Linked DNA regions of Homo sapiens: region 1 is linked to region 2. Evidence: chromatin contacts called from ENCODE Hi-C or POLR2A ChIA-PET data. All regions are on one chromosome and are shown on one strand. The core of a region is the stretch at or near the end of the contact, and the rest is flanking DNA. Distances in the headings are between cores, read along the strand shown. Region 1 overlaps KLF12 (KLF transcription factor 12). Region 2 overlaps KLF12 (KLF transcription factor 12).

Evidence for each region. A loop is a pair of places that touch in the nucleus more often than their neighbours do. ChIA-PET counts read pairs that join two places held with the same protein, here RNA polymerase II (POLR2A). Pooled maps may share reads with other maps.
Region 1: a pooled map shows a loop between it and region 2 (2.9-fold over the local background). The contact joins two enhancer-like sites. A Hi-C loop is called at or near these places in 1 of 37 single-sample maps with no recorded cell type and 3 of 50 pooled maps. POLR2A ChIA-PET finds 5 or more read pairs at or near these places in 3 of 52 experiments (CD4-positive, alpha-beta T cell, HepG2 and OCI-LY7).

What each region holds. Positions count from the first base shown.
Region 1 is chr13:73,965,012-73,971,641 of GRCh38, reverse strand. All of the region lies in intron 2 of KLF12 (KLF transcription factor 12), which reads left to right. Among named protein-coding and RNA genes, the nearest start is that of KLF12, 170 kb to the left of the region's middle. Within about 2 kb of position 3,706, at least 2 of the 41 ENCODE cell types and tissues checked have a DNase peak (open chromatin) inside an H3K27ac peak, as active enhancers do; they include OCI-LY7, where a contact is called at or near this core.
Region 2 is chr13:73,762,987-73,769,494 of GRCh38, reverse strand. It overlaps KLF12 (KLF transcription factor 12), which reads left to right. Exons shown (of 8, transcript NM_001400136.1): 6 at 4,495-4,557. Among named protein-coding and RNA genes, the nearest start is that of LINC00393, 100 kb to the right of the region's middle. RefSeq lists enhancers at 1,375-2,010, 3,004-3,504. Within about 2 kb of position 3,279, at least 33 of the 41 ENCODE cell types and tissues checked have a DNase peak (open chromatin) inside an H3K27ac peak, as active enhancers do; they include OCI-LY7, where a contact is called at or near this core.

The DNA.
Region 1 (6,630 bases), core at 2,457-4,956, 200 kb before region 2:
TATTAAGATGGAGTTTCCTTGTTTGGAGCCTCAGGAGAAATACCCACCATGCTTTTTTAAAATCAGGGGCCTCCATAGTATCAACTTTATAGTTGATGGTTTAGTACCTTTTCCTGTCTTAAAAAAGATACTGTCATGGAGGTGGACTTAAACTGGAAAAGAGTGATATAGCCGAAATAAATTATATATACATTTCATTGTTGCCTAAGAACAGGGATCATTTGTTCTGTCTCTTACAGTGTATTACTGTGCCTGCATTAGAGGCTGGCAGTATGTCAGGAGCTCTGTCTGGGGTTTGGTTATGTAGTCTATTTTGTGAAGGAAGTTAATGTTTTTGGATTGCATTATGATTGTCGCCCAAACCATTATCCTCATTATAAAAATCCTTAAATGTGTTTGCAATTGCTTATTAAAAGTCTCTGGCAAGAAGAGTTTAATTTATAATTCCTAACTTCTTGACTCCTTGTTTGATTGCATTTTTTTGGCGGAACCATGTTTATCAATATGTATTTTTAAAATTAGCACAGTTTTTTGTCCCTTGCCAGGTTCGAGTAACTTTCTCATTTTTGGGTGCTTACAATATTTTAACACTTAAAAATCCATAAAAATTTAACTTTGAAAACTACTGACAACTTTTCTGTTTTTCAAAGATGCCTTCTCTCAGTCAATGTTAACATTTTTTTTTCTTTGCAGCTGATGCAATTTTGTTTAAAAACATTCCCCACCCTTCTGCTGCTTTGAGCCCTTGATTTAACCCATTAAAAATGGGTACTTTTGAAGCATCTGCACTGAAAAATGCTTTCCAAAGAAAACATTTGTTAGAACACACAAACGATTTATTTGGGTACATTGAAGAACCTAAACATTTGATTCAGCTGCCAGTATGTGCTTTGCTGGCTAATGTTTCTTCAGCATTTCCACATTTTCATAGGCTAGCGGCCAAGTTGTCCGACAGTCTGGTACCTCTTGGGGGTGGAAGTGGGTGTGTATATGTGGAGCTGGTAGCACTAGCATGCTCCTGTATGTCGCCAGTTGGCATATGGTAGAACTGGCAGAAGCTGGCCCCGCCAACCTGGAAGCATATAGATACTAACAAGCTTCTTCAGCCTGCCCAAAATGGCTCGAGGAAGCTCACTCAGATCCTCTGTGACACTGATCCCAGGAAGTCAGAACTCTTAGAGCAGTTTTCTCAGCTATGTCGGATCTGAGGTAATCAAGACAGTACATCTGAACTGGAGTATGCCATCATTGCACTAAGACATATTGTGATTAAAAAAAAAAAAACCAGCACCAGTTCTTGTACAATGCTTTATGATTTATAAAGTGCCTTGCTATGTGTCTTGTCATTAGGTTAATAATAAATAAAAAACTTAAGTAGATTATAGTATCTCCATTTTTAGAGATAAGAAATTGGTCACACAAGGAGGAAGTGTTGGTGCTATGGTTTAAATCCTCCATCTTATCAGATTCTACCCTCTGTGTTTTCTCACTCTGCCACACTGGAAATAAAGCATGAACTGTGCAAGATGGATTGACCTAGTTTGATACAAAATTGCACCAGCTATATATCAAATTAAGGACCTATAACTCTGCTTGTACCACTGGCATGAGGAGGTGAAACAACAAGCATTTGTTGAACCTAACTAAGCACTGTGGGATTTGTCAGGTTTTGGTTAGATGAAGTCTAAAATTATAAGGAGGTCTCTATGTTAAGAACAAAAGATAGGTAGGTCAAGAGGCTTGTTTGTATATATCTAACAGGTAAACATAAAACATTTTCTCTCTCTCTGTACTGCATTAAGAGGAAGGTTTGATGGTAGCCCTATGAAGAAGATTTTGAGAATGGCCTTGGCCTATTGTTAAGTGAGAGCTGTGAAAGTACTACTTCTTCCATGTATGTCTTGAATACTTATTGTAGTTGTGCATGGTGCCAAGCAGTATCCCAGGGACTGGGGAGACAGAGGTAAGTGTTATATAGGGCTCATCCCTGAGGAGTTCTTAATCTAGTGGAAAATCTGAACATGGTAAGAGGAAATGACTCTTTTACCATGGCAGAAGTAGAGGAATCTTTGCAGACCCACACTTGAATGAGGGCTTGAAGGATGTTAAGGAGTTCTGTCACTAAAGAAGGAGTTTATCCTTTCCAAGGTAAGCTCATTGTAGGCATGTCCTAAAGTGAAGAAGGAAAGAAGTGTAAAAAATCCCAGTGGTATACACTGTTGAAGGCAGTAGAGAATAACTTAGAAGCTTACCTGGGGCCTGTTTGCCAGCAGTCCTTTTGGATGTGGGATAAATGGTAGGGGATTGTAGATAACACCCAGCCCCATGGGCTTTATAACCCCTTTCTCTACTTTTATATAGTCACATGTTCACTTCACTTCAGGCAGTATAAACTTTGATTATCCAGTCATTGCCTAGGATTGGCTGCTTTAGAACCTCCAAAAAGGTAGCTTTTGTATTCTGGCCCGTCAGTAATTATGGATTCATATTTCTTGGATATTCTTCCCTCCTGATGCAGCACCCACCCAGCATGCTCTTGGATTAGTATTCCTCCCACTCCAATATAGTAGAAGAATTTTCGAATAATTGCTATAGGTTTTTTTTTTTTTTTTAAAGTATGGGGTAAGGGAGAGAGATGTGAGATGAGGAGGCAATATAAACTTTCTTAGACACTTTATGGGAAATCCAAACGGAGGTTATGATAGGGAATAGAGATCCAGAACTCAGGGGAGAGGTGGGAGCTGGAGATGGATGATCTGTGCAGAGCTGGAAGTACAGCTGTGAGCATGACTTGGACTTCAGGGATCAACGTGTCGAGGGAGAAGAGAAGTGGACTTGGATGTGGTTTTTTAAGTTCCTGATGATGATAGTAATAGACAAATCATGTGTTAGGGACTCTAGAAAATAAAAGACGAATAAATTATCTTTCCTCGTGGAGTTTGCAAAAATATTCTTTACATTTCTACTGTGTCTTATGTTTTCAAAAGCATCATCTTTTAGAAAACTTTCTTAAGTGGTCAGTGTCATTGAAACCATTGAATAAGTCAAAGTCCCAAGATGAGAGTATTCATTTTGCAGTTTGCTGACAAGCATAGATGACGACGAAAGATACACAGATTCTCTTCTTCGGTGGCTTGAAATAAAGCTATTATCAAATAATGATTTGCCTTGAGAATATTAGGTAAAATAGAAGCATATGGAAATATAGTGAAATATCATGCATAGAATCATAATTATCCAGAAATCATAGCTGTCTGAGACCCCACCAGTGACTACAAATTACACAAGTAAGGCCTCTGAGAAGACAAATAGATGTCATAAGGTATTTATGCTTCACTTACAAGAGAGCATGTTGTGTGCTTATATTTCTATTTTATGTTACTTCCTATGCAAATTTAGCTGACTTATTTTTCTCATTTCAAAGTCTACAACAGATGAGAAGCAGCAAATGTAAATTAAGCATCTGAGCAAAGAAAAGGACCTTGAGAGATAGTTGAAGTTCCTCATTTGACTTGGGCCCAAAGATGTTAAGTGACTTATCCAGGATCATTCAGCTAGAAATAATAACCTAAATTGACTTCACTCTAAGTTCAGTGTTCTTTCTGTTTCACCATAGGGCAGAAGGAGCATCTATAAAAAGAACATGACCATATTGAGAAGTAGTAGCCTGACAGACTCTAATATGCAGATACAAGAACTCAAGAAGCACAGCAGTTTCAGGTCACTGAGCCTCGATACACTTCAGTGGGCCCTGAAGTTATCTCAGTATGCAGCATTTCATCGTCACTGATGCTCATAATTATTAGTCTGAGTCATCAGGAAAAAGTTAACTTATGTCCCTTGCCTTCTATGTAGAAGATATTAGGATTATTTCCATCCCAAGTACTTAGTATTTTCTCTTTTAAATTTGCAATTAAAAGAGAGAACCCCTCACCCATCCAGAAAACGAAACTCGTGAGAACACAATATTCCTAAGAATGCTGTATAAGTGAGGCTTATTGATGAAGAGACAGACCTGCCTTATGACTGGATGACTGTTTTGTAAAAATGACACATGTTTGGTACCAAGAATAATACACCTTAAGGGTTGTATGGGGTTATCTATATCAGATGCCTTGCTTACAAAGGTGATGGCATGGACTCCTCCTTGGCGGAAGGATGAGAGTCTCAGCAGGAGTGGTATTTCTTTTTTAAAATCTTGACTTTGTCTTGGAGCTGGGTCCCTTAGACTCTCATTTACACATCATCCACTGTATTCTTCTGGCGTTGAATACACCATGCGTTATTTGTTTAGTGACCGTGTATTCCAGCCTTGGCAGGCTCCTTCACCTTGGCATTTCTGTGCCTCTCTGCACAGATTCAAACTCATTTTTCTCAGTTTTGGTAACTGGTGCAAACCTATTTTAATGGATCATTCTTGGTTAAACCCCTCTGATGCTCAGACTCTCCATCTTCTGTGAACTCTTTCTCATGGGCCAGGAAAACAGATTCCCAAGTCAAAGATGCATTTAATTATGGATTTGGGAAGTGTTACATTTGCATTCATAGGAAGGTATTAGAAAACAAAATTAGAGGCCTTTTTAAAGCAAAGGAACTTGTCAGAAGTGAGTATTTTTAATTGTCCTTACGCATATCCTGGAAGTCATTTTGGTTACTATTTATAAGATTTTTAGTTATAAAACTTACAGGTCAATATGCAATGCATGTCATTTTACATTTTCTTTTTCTCAGTCTGGGATATTTAAGTGGCTGAAATTAGTTATAATTTTTCTTTAACATGGACAAGTCAGTTAGCTAGAAGTCAGCTGCATGTTTTGGAATATTAACTAACATTTGACAGTGTTTCCTGAGTAAAGTGCCGGCACATTACTGGGCATATAAATTCAGTGTCATTGGGTTTCGTTGCTGGGTAGAAGACTTTAAGGTTGCTGTCTCTTGAACAGGAGAAAGGATTGTGGAAGATTGGGGGCAAATGTAAGGAATTGACTACTTTGTGTGTCAGTGAGTGAAAATTGAATTTTGGCTGAGTCTTTTTGCACATGGAGCTACAAGAGGCCACAGAGGTCAGGACTGCATTCAAGCTGTCCTCAAATGAGACTTGGCTACCCTTTTCTTACAAATCCCCAAGGAACAGAGATTTCATGACCAATGTTGGCTGCACATTTCAGGGCCTCACAATCACACTTGTTCCTAATCCTTCCTCTTTCAGATACTTTTTATTTGGCATTTTTTTCTCTAAACTTTTACTTTTTTTTCTTTTAGTTCTCTTTATCAAAACTATTCATGTTCATTATAGACTCATTAGAGAAACATCAGAAAACAGAGAGAAAAGTAAAGCTACCATAATTTTAACTGCTCTTGGAATAATGAGGTAGCTTCATATAATTTATCTGTATTTTGATTTTGATACTTAAGAATGACATGCACAAGCTTGTATTATATATTGGGCACATTTCTACATCTTTCAGAATTATCATTTGTGATTTTTATGTTTCTGTGATAACTTATTTAACCACTATCCAATTTGGGGGCAGTTAGCTTGCTTCCAAGATTTAGTAATTACAAACAGCAGGGAAATTAATACTCTTTTGCACATCCTTAATTATTACCTTAGGATAAATTCCAAGAGTTAACAATTGCTAGATTGAAAGGTACATGCATTTTTATGGCTTTTGATATTTTCTGCCAAATTGCCCTGCAGTTTACAGCCCCGCCTACTAGAGTATTAGAGTGGCCTGCTCTTAATTTAATTTACATAGCAGCTACATCAGAAGAACTTGGAAAAGAAAGCTCATTGGTATAAAATTGTCATTTCGTAGCTTGAAGAGCATGTTATAATAGGGGCTTAATAACCTCTACAGAGGTTCCAGTCATCTTATGCCTTTTGGTGAGAGTGGGAAATTTTAATATATTTATTTGCTTCTGGAAAGGGAAAGATGAAAGGTGGAAAGGGGAGCAGAAGTTTTGGAGCAGTGTGCAGTTATGTGCGTGAATGTTGTCTGCATCTGCCCTTGGGATGCTAAGTCAGCCTCCACGTTATCACTGCATGGACCACGCAGAAGGGGATGGATCGTAAACAGCCATGTAGATACAAGCGCAAGATCTTTGGCTTGGTGACAGCCAGATTCCCCACCCATCATATCTGCTTGGCCTACACATCCTATCACTGTAGAGGACTGTACAGAGGTAATTAGAGGCTGGAATCCTTGTATATATTAGTTAGGTCCGATGGAAGAATGAAGAAATGAGCCATCAAAATAAAGTGCTTTTAGAATAAAATATTTCTTATGGAGACTTGACATTAAAATATTTTGCCCCAAAGTCTTTAGTCTGAAATATGTATTATTCGTCTGAAATATGTATTATTGTCATGGGATAATGTATTTTTAATGGTGGCAGCATTGACCTATTAAAGTATAAAGTTCTCAGCACTATTTTTTTTTGCTGTTGATGGTAGCTTTGTTTGTGAAGTAGCCATGTTGAGGGCATTGGATCCTAAGGTAAAGGCTTTTGACTGTTATGGTATCTGGAGTCACACTGATCCCTCACAGATGGGTTACAAGTGTACCTGAGATGTGCATCCCTACCCCTTGGGACTGCCTGCCAAGGCCAAGCTAAACTGCTTACCCC
Region 2 (6,508 bases), core at 2,030-4,529:
ATTTAGAGTTTGAAAGAATGAGAGGAGGAGGTTCAAGCAAAGGAGAAAGAAAGGAGGAAAGCCAGAAGAATGTCTTGGCTGCTGAGTAAAGAAGCTGTTCAAGAATGGAGTGATAATTTATGTCAGTTGCTGCTGAGAAGTTGAGGACTAAGAATTCACCATTAGATTTGAAAACATGGAGACTATTGATGGCTGTGATGAGGGCAGTTTCATCAGAGCGGTGTGGATACCAACTACATTGGATTCTAGAGAAAATGGAATGTGAGGAAGCATGGCTATAGCTAGAATTAATTTCTGCCCTCTAAAATTTACATGTGTTGTACATTATGTATTTAAATAGCAATGCTAATATAACAAGGAACATTCATAAACAATTAAAGAGATAAAGTATATTATTATGACTGTGCTTCTTATAAGTACCCACATGCTTCATATTTAGTCCAAGAAAACCATTACTTCCACTTTATATCTACTTATATTATAAAATGTTCAATTGGGCTTAAATACATGGAAAATTTCCTATTTAAGACCCTGGTGCTAATTCATCTTATTACATCCTCTGGGCTGGGTGGAGGGAATATATATAAGTATCAGATGATAATCTTATATCATCCATGATGTAAGACAGGTCAGACAGGTCAGACGTACCTGTGTTTAAATCCTGACTTTTCTCTTTACTACCTACGTGACCCCAGCAAGTTACCTAATCTTCTAAGCCTATTTTCTCAAAGATAAAATGTGGACAGTAATGACATGAGGATAAATTAAGATAATATGTCTTAATTATTTAGCATGATACCAAGCAAATAGTAAGGGCTCTGTAAATGGGTGCAAATTTGCATTGCCGTGATTACTGTCTTGTTCTTGAATGGGTCATAACTTAAATACTGTGCAGTTTAGTACACAGAAGATAGGTCTTCTAATAAAGAGCAGAAAAAAATGAGCTGCCTGAGAGTAAGCCATACCTTATAAGCCATAGTTTTTGGTTTGTATTATTCTGCCCATGTTTATTTCTTGGTTTGTTTTCTCGCCTTTAGTAAAGTTGTATAAGCACAGTAGGTAAGACTGCAGGCTCTGTAGAGCATATTTGTAATCTTAATCCCCTGGAATTACCTGGATAGTCCAGCTCTATCCTCTGACTTCCCATCCTTTCATGTCTAATCAGCACTGCTAGTGACAATAGCTAACATGTATTGACTGCTTCCTAAGTACTGAGCACCATTCTAAAGATTTTATAGCTGTTAACTGATTTAAACCTCGCAGCCCTAGGTAATAGGCCCCATTATTACCTCCATTTGCCCTGATGAGGAAACTGAGGCACAGAGAGGTTAAATAACTTGCCCAAAGATGACACCGTTGGTAAACGGTGAAGCTGGGATTCAGTCAGGCAGGCTGGTCACACAATTTTCACTCTTAACCACTTCATCCTAATTCCATTTGGGATGATAAGATTGCATTAAGTTATCACAGCTTTTCTGTGGTGCAGATAGTAAAGTGGGACCAGTATCCTTCCCCCAGCAATTCATGAGTGCTGATGATTTGTGTTGGGAATCAAGATGTTGCATCCCACCTCCAGTCACCAGGGGGTGCCACTCAGGTAGGTTTATGAAAACATTGAAAACCAGAGTGATGGTATTCTCTTGATTAACTATAAATGGCAGTCATTAAGATGCAAGGTTTTGAGAGTCAGGTTCTTTGGTGCTTATACCCAAAGAAGAAAGAGCCGTTTTTGTATTAAGTCATCTAAAAAGTTCTCATATGCTTAGCAAGAAAGCTAAATTAAGCTCTGCACTGGGTAAAATTATAAACATGCTCTCTGCTCCAGATGAGTAAGTGTATATAAATAGAACAGTTGGTACACATGGCCCTAATGGTATAGCTTCCCTGTTTTCTATGTAATGTAAATCACCAAATGTGAGCATTTCTACCTGACAAACTGTCAGTCTCAGAAGAGCACATTCAATACATGTTACACAACAACCAAGATTGCCCTTTTGTTCAGCGTGGTGTTTTTTCTTTCCACATCCAGCAGTTAGTACTAAGGCCTGAACCCCTTAGTTACAGAACAAAGTGGCTTAGCAGTAATCGAGCCTGTGTGAGGCTAAGGGAAGAATAATGAACATTCCCTGCAAGCTTCCTGCCTAGATGCAGGTGCAAGAATCAGGAGGTCATGAATAATGCATGACATGCAGATTAGGTGGTGGTTTCTCCTACAGAGGTTTTGACGTTGCTACCTGCCTGGCTTCTATATGTGGAAAGAAGGCAGAAGATGGCAAAAAGTGTCACAGGTTAAAGACTGAGCTCAAAAAAACATGCCATATCCTTTTGAAGAAATAATATATAGGGGGTTGGTGAAGTGCAAGGCTTATGGTCTACTTTATCAGATGAAGTATGTGCCAAGTTATCAGTGTACTTATTCCCTTTGAGGACAGAAATAAAGCTTTGTTGATTTACCTTTTTAATTTAGGAAACCTTGTAATTATTTGTTCATATACACAATCAGGACTTCTTTTCCAAAGACTTTCCTAAGGAATTCTTTTCCTGAGACTGCTAAACCATTATAGAAATTCTCCATTTGCAGTATTTGATCTATGGATCAGTGAAATTTTCCTAAAAGATACAAATACCTAGACAATGTTGTAATTATGGATTAAACAGACTCTCTTTTTCTTCACTAATATATGCAATAAACAGCATCAATAAGAGAATACTTCTGTCATTAAACTTCACCCAGTGGAATTTTCATGATGAAATAGTTTCTTTGTACTCCTAGGGTTAAGGAGGGGACAATATAAAAAGTAAATGTGTAAAAGATAGAGAACAAATTAAAGAACTGTGAGTATTTGGGGCTGATTAAACTTTATTTAAATAGTTAGGATTCTGATACCCCAGTGAGGGTATAGGGAAAGTTCAGGAGAATTTCCTGCACTTCCTCTTAGGTCAGGGGGCTTTAACTGGGGAGAACTTTTTTGGCTCAAATATCCATTTTAAGGATTGTATTTCAAGCAGACAGAAAGTAAAAAAGTAAAAGAATAAAAGAGGAAAAAATTACGCTTGCTGCCTTTCGTATAATTTTTATGTACTATTATTGCGTTTTCCCCCTCTTTGTCCAATTTAGGATACTGGATTATGAACTGGCTTTCATTTCTAGCTGAGTCTGTCATTTCCACTAGGCCCCAGTTTGGCTGGACGCCGAGACCAACAGGTGATCCTTGTAGCTGCAAAACAGCAGGAAGTGGGCCGTGCTTGAATGAGACAGTTCACCAGAGGGGCTGTCTGGCCTCTCTCCATCTTTCTGCATAATTAACACCCCCTCCCCCATGCCGAGCAGAAAATCTGTGCTGAGCAGCTCAGCTGCAGCAGCCATTGAGAAGCGCTGTGAGGAAAAGAATGTTAATAAGGGATGTTGGAAGAAATAAGCCTTCCGAGTGCAAAGTGCAGTCTGGCTCTGGGTTTAGGGAAAGACTGCAGTTGGCCCTTAGGCGGGGCTGGAACTGCATTATCTGTTTTGGAATGATTTTCACTTATTAAACAACTACAGAGAACTGGGTTTCTTACAAACCTTGGTTCTAACTGGACTTTAAGACCAGTTTTATATCCCCATTTTTTTTCTTGTAAATAAGAGCAATGTATGAAGCATAAAGGGTGAAGGTAATACAAGCTAAGACTGCTTGGATCTCACAAATCCTGGCTAAAGACAGACCATAACAGGAAGCTGGCAGCCGGAAGTAGGGCGTATTGTTTTGCCGGTTAGTGACCCACAAAGAGGCGGAGGTTTACTAGCTAGGCTTTGATTAGAAGATAACAGCAGTTCCCGGAAGCTTTAAGCTGTTTCCAGTGGATAAGTCCAATCCTGGAAGCTTGGAAAGCAATATATTCTTCACTTCTCCTTTATCTGGCTAAAATTTTGAATTGACTTTACTTTCTTCAAAGTCCAGTGTAGCACATCACTTCCAGAATGTACTCCTCCTAGGAGTACCTGTTCACCCTTCCTTCCTTCCCTGTGCCTGCAGATTCTGTCACAGCACATTTGAATAACGTTGTTTGCTTCCTAGAGTTTTAAATGTGGTAGAGTGAAGGAGAGGGCACTTAGACACCTCTTTGTGCCCACCCTCATGGGAACAGGTACAAAGAGGGCTCACTGAACTCAGGCACCATACCTTAGATAACTTTTACCCACCCTTGTACCTGGCAAGGGTTAGGTATTCAGTCACTTTTGTTGGACTGAATGAATGCATCAGTCCTGCCTCTGGGAGTCTTCAGAGTGAACATTATGACAGACCTGTTGTCTTGAGAGTGGTTAAGAAGGAAAAAAGGACCACAGATTTGCAGGCGTAGGAATTTAATTGCATCATTTACTAAGAGGGGTTCAAGTTCTGGGGATTTTGTATTAAGCAATTCTAAAAGAAATTATTTATAAAACATGCCATTTTTTTAAATTTGCAATTGGGAATATGCTTTTTCAATGACTGGATTATTCTTCTCTGTCTACAGGGTACATCCGTCCCCAGTATCAAGGGTCCGGGGCAATCGAATGAATAATCAAAAGTTTCCTTGGTGAGTATACAGTCTAATATGAGTATTTGTAGGTCTTACGGGAAACTTTAATAGGGCTTATGTTAAAATTAAGAGAATTAGTCCTACTTCTCTATACAGAGTACATACCTGCTAACTGGACTATGCGGTCTTCCTTTCCTCTGGACAGTTCGAAATAAATATTGATAGAGTTCCTTTCCAGCCCAAACTCTTCATTCACCAAAAACCCTGAGTGTAACTTTTTTTTTTGACAGATATGATCTAAGTTCCCAAGATTATAAACTCTTACCTATTTTAAAGAATGTTTTCCTTTTTTTCGAAGGTACATAGACCCAGATATTTCTCAGATACCAACTTCAACTCCTCATGAAGATTTCCACAGTTAATGAATCTGTTACATTAGTTTTGGGGATTACAACGAACTCAGTGATTTTTTTTTTCCTTGCCATAGCCTTAAATATCCAGGATTTTTTTTTTTTTTAATTTGGGGAGTACTAAGATCTTCTTTAACTGATGAGTTCTTGAACAAAAATATAGATGGAATTTTGCAGAAACAACCTGAAAAGTTATTTCAACCAGAAAACATAGCTTATCGATTCTTTAGAGAAGCGATTTAAAGTGTTTCACAAATATTTCATGCGAAACAACAAAAAAAGTGGGCTCAATATCTGTATTTGTTTATATTACTCCATTCCACAAAGTTAACCTTTTAACACATAATGTGTTATTAAGGAAAAAAAAGAAAAACTAAAAAGAAAAAAATGAACTGTGGCTGTATTACTTCAAAGATGAATGGAAATTCCATTTTTACTTCATTGAATTATAGTTAGAATGAGATTTTGATTAAAACTATGCCTTTTTTTAAGTATGGGAAGATGATCACCAAAGATTGAGCTTCCAAATTAATTTTATTCCTAAATCAAGATTATTTTTAGACACAAAATAATGACACTTTGAATTTGAATCATGCCTAATCATCTCACCTCCCTTCCCCCACGAAATCTAATTAATTCTCACAATAGCTTGGCGATGTTGTTAAATATTGTGCTTTTCTTTTTCACAGAGGGGGAAATGGGGCACAGAGGCGTTTGCTTACACCTTGCCTCAGAGCCGGGGCATCCTTCCTCGTCTCTTACCATTGCTAAAGCATGTTATCCCCTGTCCGGCCTGAAAAGCTAAGGGAGTAATAATATGATGATCATTATGTGAAAGGAAAGGGACAAATCAGGTCTGTTCTTGACTTATCACACGCCACAAGCTAATGGGTAGAGTACAGAGTTGTCAGGTATGAGATCCAGTTTCCATAACTTGGTTCTCAATGGCTAAATGTAAAACATGGAGTAAATAACAGAGTTTCTTTTCTTGACTTTTCCTCTCTGAAGTATTGAAGTAATGATGTTCCTGCATAATTCATAGCATGTTATTTGTTTAGTAAGTGTAAACCTCTTGTATCTCCAGAGAAGTAATCCATGGAAAACAAAAGTGATGTTTACTACTGGCCTTGAGAAAATTCAACTTTTATTTATTCAGCAACATTTATTTACAGTCCCAGGCACTGTAAGAAGCACTAGATTAGAAAGATAAATAAAACATGGTTTCTATCCTCAAGGGCCTACCTGTCTTGCAGGGCAGATGTGTATGTGTATGTGTGTGTGATGTCACATACACAGGCACATATACGATATCACACAAGCACATAATATACAATGTGGGTAAAGCTCTAAGGAGATATATTTATAATATAATGTTTAGAAGGAGAAGTTAGCAGCTTTATTTAAGACTAATTTGAGAGTTCATACTTGGGAGGGGGTGGAATATAAAGGAAGGAACAAGGCTGTCAGAAAATCCATCCCAAAGAAGAAAGCTTTTGAGCAAAGACCTAGAATTAGTAAGAAAAGCAGAGTTGAGCTAGTGTTTCCTTTATAGATTGATGCACGCATAGAAAGACCTGGAGATATTTCCAAATTGACTC